Regions from separate parts of the Homo sapiens genome. Here region 1 is linked to region 2. The links are chromatin loops, found by intact Hi-C in ENCODE. Cell type or tissue: CD14-positive monocyte. All regions are shown on one strand.

Region 1 (4,000 bases), 87 kb after region 2:
ATGCAGATCTCCTGTTGATCATGTGTAAAGGGCTTCTTTCATTCACAGACATGCACATATACATATATCTAGAAGCAGAATTGCTGGTTTATAGGGCAGGTGATTGTTAGACTTCATAAAATAATGCCAAACTGTTTTCCAAAGCAGTCGTACCAATTTCCACTCCTAAATTAGCCAGGTATGGCGGTACACACCTGTAGTCCCAGCTACTGGGCAGGCTGAGGTGGGAGGATCGCTTGAGCCCAAGAGGTGGAGGTTGCAGTGAGCTGAGATTGCGCCACTGCATTCCAGCCTGGGTGACAGAGTGAGGCGGTATTAAAAAATTTTATTTTTAATTAGAGGGGTATGGTGGCACATTTCCTGTAATCCCAGCTACTTGGGAGGCTGAGGCATGAGAACTGCTTGAACCCAGGAGGCGGAGGTTGCAGTGAGTTGACATCATGCTACTGCACTTCAGCCTGGCAACAGAGTGAGACTCTGGCTCAAAAAATAAAAAAATTAAAAATTTTTTTTCCACTTCCACCAGCTGTATATGAGAAATCCTGTAAAACAACTTCCAGTCAAGCTTTAATTTTTTTTTTTTTTTTTTTTTTTTTTTTGTGAGACGGAGTCTCACTCTGTCGCCCAGGCTGGAGTGTAGTGGCGCAATCTTGCCTCACTGCCTCCCAGTTTCAAGTGATTCTTGTGCCTCAGCCTCCTGAGTAGCTGGGGTTATAGGCACACCACCACGCCCAGCTAATTTTTGTATTTTTATTTTTATTTTTTATTTTTCTTTATTTTTCTTTTTTTTTGAGACGAAGTCTTGTTCTTTCACCTAGGCTGGAGTGCAGTGGCACGATCTCAGCTCACTGCAACCTCCACCTCCTGGGTTCACGCAATTCTCCTGCCTCAGCCTCCCGAGTAGCTGGGATTACAGGTGCACACCACCACGCCCGGCTAATCTTTTGTGTATTTTTAGTAGAAACGGGGTTTCACTATGTTGGCCAGACTGGTTTCGAACTCCTGACCTCATGATCCGCTCGCCTCGGCCTTAATTTTTGTATTTTTAGTAGAGACAGGGTTTTGCCATGTTGGCTAGGCTGGTTTTGAACTTCTGGCCTCAACTGATCCACCTGCCTCATCCTTCCAAAATGCTGGGATTACAAGTGTGAGCCACTGCGCCCGGCCAGGCTTTAAAATTTTTGATGGTCAAATGAATGTAAAATAACATCTTAATTTACATATGCCTGATCCCTAATGAAGTTGGGTCTCTGTCTATGTTTATTGGCTTTAGTGTACTTTTTTTTTTTTTTTTTTTTGAGTTGGAGTCTCTTTCGTCTAGGCTGGAGTGCAGTGGCACAGTCTCCGCTCACTGTGGCCTCCGCCTCCTGGATTCAAGCAATTATCCTGCCTCAGCCTCCTGAGGAGTTGGGATTACAGGTCTGCACCACCACACTTGGCTAATTTTTGTATTTTTAGTAGAGACAGGGTTTCACCATGTTGGTCAGGCTGGTCTTGAACCCCTGACCTCAGGTGATCCACCTGCCTTGGCCTCCCAAAGTGCTGGGATTACAGGCATGAGCTGCCACACCCGGCCGGCCTTAGTGTACTTCTGTGAAGTGCTGCTGTTCTGTGAAATACCCACCTTTTCCATATTATTTTCCTGTTAAACAGATTGCTCTATACACATTGCAACTTAACGGATTTAAAGATCCCACCTGAGACTGACAAAATTTTGGGCTTGCATCAGGTTCCCCGATAATCCTCGTTCTTGTGTGGTAGTGGAAGTTGAAAAGTTTTTGAGCCTATTCAGAGTTGTCTGGATTAAATTAGGAGAAGTTGAAGCTAGTTTAAGGGAGGCGTATGACAGTTTTTCTGGTTTGGGGCCTGTAGGGTGTTGAAAGACTAGAAGGGATGACATGACTCATAGGAAATCTCCTCGCCGCCTCCGCTTCCCTCACTGGGCCAGGTCTCCACGAGCTTTCTAGATTAGTCACAGACTCCTGTTTTCTTCAGGTGCCTGATTGGTGTGTGACGAGTGTAGTAGGTCAGTTGTTAGAGGTACTGGTGGTGTCCAGCTCACCACTGGCATAGGAAAGAAAAAAAAGAGGATTTATTACTTTACAGAATCATGGAGGGTTACGCTGCCAAACCACAGAGAGACCAGAGAAGCAGCAGGAGCCAGGAGTCCAAACCACAGCAGGATTCTGTGTAAGCCTTTGTGCATTGCGTTTGCTGTTGGCTTCATTCTTCCAGCTGCATGCCAGTTGATTATCTTCATCTGAGGATTGCATTGGACAATTTAGATCACACAAAACACAAAATGAACAAACCCCTCAAGTGTTGAAAGCGATTTTTGTTTTGATAATCCGCAATGAGGGAAATCTAGTTTTTACAATAGTTAAAGAGAATCGTCCTTCAGAACCTTCTGTTCTGCCTCAATGGGCAGGCAGTGTTAAGAATTGAACATTTTATGTGGCTTCTTGGCTGCCTGTTGAGAACAGGGTTTGTTTGTGCTCAGTCCCTGTGCCAGACTGGGATGGGCAGAGGGAGGGTTGTATGCCTGTCTCAGGGATGTACTCTCTTGCAATCCAGACTTGTGAAATGGCAGCACGTTTATTACCAACCCTAATCCTATGCTTCCTGATCCTACCTGCCTCCCACCCCAGCACCCACCTTTTCAGCCCTCCTGGAGCTCCTCTGTGTCTTTTGGAGTGTGTCCATGTTTGTGCACCTCTTAGAATTTTTCTCACAGAAGAGTTGTGGGGAGGGAGGATCCTGGAGGCAGAGGCCACATACTCCATATATTGCCCACAGTTGAATGCTGCCCTCTTTATTTTGCCCCCTTCCCCCTAATCTAGGCAATAGACTTAAGTTCCTCTGACCCATATCCAAAGAGAATAGCTGATATGAAAATGTGTTTCAGGTTGGGCACGGTGGCTTACACCTGTAATCCCAGCACTTTAGGAGGCCAAGGCAGGGGGATCACCTGAGGTGGGGAGTTTGAGACCAGCCTGACTAACATGCAGAAACCCCATATCTACTAAAAATACAAAATTAGCCAGGCGTGGTGGCGCATGCCTGTAATCCCAGCTACTTAGGAGGCTGAGGCAAGAGAATCGCTTGAACCCAGGAGGCAGAGGTTGCGATGAGCCGAGATCGCACCATTGCAATCCATCCTGGGCTACAAGAGCGAAACTCCGTCTCAAAAAGAAAATGTGTTTCACGCTTTCTCCTTTCAGCCAATGAAAGCCAGATGACAAAGAGAAGGATATCATACATGGATTTTATATTTTCCCTTATTTTTATCAGAACACCCCTTATTAAAATAATTGTAGAACATATAACCATATGGGTTTGGCTAATCAGTACCCTTTGTTAGAGAGGCAGGGTAATATGTTTTCTTTTTCTTTTTTTGAAACGGTGTCTTGCCCCATTGTTCAGGCTGGAGTGCAGTGGTGTGATCTCTGCTCACTGTAACCTCTGCCTCCTGGGTTCAAGTGATCCTCCCACCTCAGCCTCTTGAGTAGCTGGGATTACAAGCATGTGCCATGACGCCCAGCTAATTTTCATGTTTTTAGTAGAGACGGGGTTTCACCATGTTGGCCAGGCTGGTCTTGAACTCCTGACCTCAAGTGATCCCCACATCTTGGCCTCCCAAAGTGCTGGGAATACAGGAGTGAGTCACTGCGTCCAGCCAGAGCCAGGGTAATTTGTACCAATTGATCTCCCTGTATGGTATCATAATTGTCAGTATTACATATGGTATATTTTATTGTTGTCAGGGAAGTAGTGTATGGAACGGGAAAAATGTAGACTTACTAATTTTCTGATCTTGGAAAAGTTACTTCTGAACAGCTGAAACTGTTACAACTATTTTTCAACAGTATAATGGTACTAATAATCTCTATCTCACAAGAGTTTTTGTGATATTTAAGAGAAACTTATCGGCCAGGTGTGGTGGCTCATGCCTGTAATCCCAGCACTTTGGGAGGCCGAGATGGGCAGATCACCTGAGGTC
Region 2 (4,000 bases):
GATGCTGGCTGGGGGCGAGGGGAAGCCATGTTTGGGAAGTCCCCTCATGGAACACTGCATTTCACAAGCAGAGTACTTGCTGACTAACGCAAAATGCTTCCTTAAATGAGTTCCAATGGATAATGCAGTCTTTAAGAAACAGAACAGTACAATACATCAGTTTCACCATCTTCCTCTAAAACGAAGTGCCTTTGAATCCTAGACATTTAAAATTTGCTTTAAACCTGCTTCCATCTCAAATATTCAGGAAATGCATATAATTTCATTTACTTTTTATTTACACAAGTCGCCTTTGTGAAACCCTTCATGTCCCCAGCGGATATTTAGGAGGAGACTATTCATTTGGATCCCTCCTTCTGTCTTTAGAAATATTATCACCCTGGAACGTTAAGTACTGATCATAAGCAAAATTAAAGTTCCTGGCGAATCTCAATATATGTCTTTTTCCCACCAAACATGACAAACTTCTAAAGACAACTCAACCCTTCACATACACACACACACACACACACACCCTCAGCTGTGCCAGTGTCCCTGATGTTGCATCTAGTTAACCTACAAGACCCATTCCCACGGGTCATGACCCAGTATTTCTGATGACCACATTCAGTGCTGTGAGGTGCCCAAACCATTACCGCATCCACCTCTCTGTGAACCATGCCCAGTGAGCTCATGCAGGAACCTGGGTTGGAGCGCTCCTTGCTGTGAAGCTAAAGGATCCATCACGAATCTGGGAACCCTCCCTCGCGGTTCTCCCCGGCCACACAGCGTGGGAGCCGCTGGGTTAGGGTAGGAAAAGGGGCGCCTGCTTGGAGGAGGGTGGTCGGGTCATGCTGTGCGCAGCCAGGGAAGCCGAGTTTGGGAAGAAGGCAGCCGGGGAGCCGGAGGGGATAAAAATACCCACAGGGGCTGAAAGAGTTGGGGAAGAGGGGGCGGCGAGGACGACCCCGGTTCAGGCGGGAAAGGAAAGATGGAAAGGGGGCGCAGGAAATGGGCGCCAAAGAAAGAAGTGAGAAATTGCGGAGGAGGAAGTCGTCCCTGGAAGAGGAGGGGCAAAGGGGAAGCGAGAATGGAGTGTTTGCACTTTCGAGAGGGAAGGGCCAGAGCCTCTCCCGACCAGGGCCGGCGGGGCGGACGCCTGGGGAAGGGGCGTCCGGGCGGGCTGAGGGGGCGGCGCGGTGCCCAAGGTCCCCGGGGTCCCTACCTGAACCGCTCCTGTCCCGCCGTGTCCCAGAGCTGTAGCTTGATCCTCTTGCCCGGCTCGATCTCCAGCAGGCGGGAGAAGAAGTCCACGCCGACGGTGGGGTCGCAGGCGGGGGAGCGCAGCCCGGGGAAGCGGCCCTGGGTGAAGCGGTGCAGGAGGCAGGACTTGCCCACGGTGGAGTCCCCGATCACGATGAGGCGGAACTGGTAGATCCAGATGGTCTCCATCGCTCACGTGCCCCGCTGGCTCCCGGGCCGCCCCACCCGCGGGCTAAGTTCGGCGGCGGGAACTGTCCTTTCAGCACCTCGCGGGCGCCCGCCCGCCGCCTTCCAGCATATTCCTGCGGCTGCGGCCGCCGCCTGGTGCCCGCCCTCTCGGGAGAGAGAGGCGGGGCCAGGCCCGGCTAGGGGCGGGGCCTCTGGACGGGGGCGGGGCGGGGGCGGTGGCGCGTGGGAGGGGGAAGCAGGTTTGCTGCCGCGAACTCCCGCCCCTGACCGGCTGCAAATCACTCTCCCTCAACGCTCACTGGGCGCCGGCAGGAAAGTGGGCGTGGCGGGAAGACGTGACAGCAGCAACAACCAAGGAAAATGAAGCAAGGTCTCAACTCCGGGAGGGTCAGCCAATGAAAAGTGAGAGTCGTTTTCTTACAGGCGTCAGGGCGGGTTGGTCAGATTAGGGCTCTGATTTTGGAAGTCCCTGAGGCCATAACTTGGGTCATTGCTTTGATTCCTCTTTTTTTTTTGTCCCCCAGGCTGGATTGATGTGGTGAGATCTCGGCTCATTGCAGCCTCAAGCGATCTGCCCACCTCAGCCTCCCAAGCAGCGGGGACCACGGGTGTGAGCCATCACACCTGGCTAATTTTCTTCTGGGTTAAAAAAAAATTTTTTTTTTAGAGATGTGGTCTCGCTATGTTGCTTAGGCTGGTCTCAAACTCCTAGGTTCAAGCGATCCATCCACCTCAGCCTCCTGAGTAGCTGGGACTACAGGCGGGGGCCACCACATCCCGCTAATTTTCTAACTTTTTGTAGAGATGGGGTCTTGCTGTGTTGCCCAGGCTGGTCTCGAACTCCTGACCTCAAGTGATCCTCCAGGCTCAGCCTCCCAGTGCTGGGATTACAGGTGTGAGCCACCACACCCTGCTTTCTTGTCTTGATGAGAGCCACCTCCAAGGCATTTTAAGGTGAAGGAGTTTTGGGCAGGATTGAAATAAATTTGCACAGCCAGTTCTGGGTGCTTCTAGCAAGGGCTCTGGCTGTTGCTGCGTGCTGCCACTGTCTGTTCTTCACTGCTATGAGTACCACAGAAGAGTGAGAAACGCCAAGTATCATCCCCATACCCTCTGGGGCCCTCCAACCCTGGGGACAGTGGCAAAAAAAAAAAAAAAAAAAAAAGCCGGGGAAATGTTGAGAAGCTCATGAAATTTTCAGCTCTCCTTGGTCTCCATTGTTTAAGTCAGAAAAAAGCGAACAGGTGGTCTCTTAGCTCATGTCTGATTAATGATGTAAGTAAACAAAGCAGAACTTAAATTCTGGTGAGATCTTACTACTTTCTTGTGCCTTTCCTCAAATTGAGTAATAGTGACGTCAAGGTTTATCTTTAAAAAGTGAAACAGTTTAAAAGTGTGTGTTAGGCCGGGCGCGGTGGCTCACGCCTGTAATCCCAGCACTTTGGGAGGCTGAGGCGGGTGGATCACCTGAGTCAGGAGTTCGAGACCAGCCTCAACATGGAGAAACCCCGTCTCTACTAAAAATACAAAATTAGCCGGGCGTAGTGGTGCATGCCTGTAATCTCAGCCACTCGGGAGGCTGAGGCAGGAGAATTGCTTGAACCCGGGAGGCAGAGGTTGTGATGAGCTGAGATCGTGCCATTGCACTCCAGCCTGGGCAACAAGAGCGAAACTCCATCTCAAAGAAAATAAATAAATAAATAAAAGTGTGTGTTTAGGCCGGTCGCAGTGGCTCACGCCTGTAATCCCAGCACTTTGGGAGGACGAGGCGGGCAGATCGCCTGAGGTCAGGAGTTCGAGACCAGCCTGGCCAACATGGCGAAACTTCGTCTTTATTAAAACTACAAAAATGGCCGGGTGCAGTAGTTCATGCCTGTAATCCCAGCACTTTGGGAGGCCGAGGTGTGTGGATCACAAGGTCAGGAGTTCAAGACCAGCCTGGCCAAGATGATGAAACCTCCTCTCTACTAAAAATACAAAAATTAGCCACGCACGGTGGCAGGCGCCTGTAATCCCAGCTACTCGGGAGGCTGAGGCAGGAGAATCGCTTGAACCTGGGGGGCAGAAGTTGCAGTGAGCTGAGATGGTGCCACTGCACTCCAGCCTGGACGACAAAGCAAGACTCCTCGTCTCAAAAAAAAAAAAAAAAAAAAAAAGCTACAAAAATTAGCCAAGCATGGTGGCACATGCCTGTAACCCCAGGTACTTGGGAGGCTGAGGCAGGATAATCGCTTGAACCCGGGAAGTGGAGGCTGCAGTGAGCCGAGATTGTGCCATTGCACTCCAGCCTGGGCAACGAGAGCAAAACTCCGTCTCAAAAAAAAAAGTGTGTGTTTACCAAAACAAAATTTTCAACAATTCCACTTTTTTCTTGTGCACATCCCAAATTCTTATATCGATATTCATCCCTATTTCCTTTGCTGTTTTGGAGGAATTGGTGTTGGCTGTGTTTAATCCCCTTTCACTTATCTTTTTGGGGCTTTTCCCAACAGTTGACTTTTATTTCATACCTTTTATACCTTGAATCTCCCCTTCTCCAGTGGCTTCTGCTCCTCAGCCTATAAACATG

The links. Peaks named below come from ENCODE experiments on the same cell type or tissue, not always from the same donor. Only the 100,000 strongest peaks of a DNase experiment are listed, where the experiment ranks them.
Region 1: it touches region 2 in a loop (2.2-fold over the local background); 5 of 110 quality-filtered maps call a loop at or near these places.

What each region holds. Positions count from the first base shown.
Region 1 is chr11:107,838,857-107,842,856 of GRCh38, reverse strand. The region is part of intron 1 of SLC35F2 (solute carrier family 35 member F2); the gene reads left to right. Among named protein-coding and RNA genes, the nearest start is that of SLC35F2, 18 kb to the left of the region's middle. RefSeq lists a silencer at 871-930 and enhancers at 2,132-2,181, 1,477-2,676. In CD14-positive monocyte, no CTCF peak of the experiment used is centred here; DNase peaks (open chromatin) are centred at 676 and 1,946; H3K4me3 peaks cover 1,519 bases; H3K27ac peaks cover 2,154 bases.
Region 2 is chr11:107,926,000-107,929,999 of GRCh38, reverse strand. It overlaps RAB39A (RAB39A, member RAS oncogene family), which reads right to left and starts at 1,552. Exons shown (of 2, transcript NM_017516.3): 1 at 1,205-1,552. The coding sequence starts at 1,431. RefSeq lists silencers at 1,077-1,296, 1,327-1,816. In CD14-positive monocyte, no CTCF peak of the experiment used is centred here; DNase peaks (open chromatin) are centred at 29, 629, 1,069 and 1,769; H3K4me3 peaks cover 2,202 bases; H3K27ac peaks cover 1,919 bases.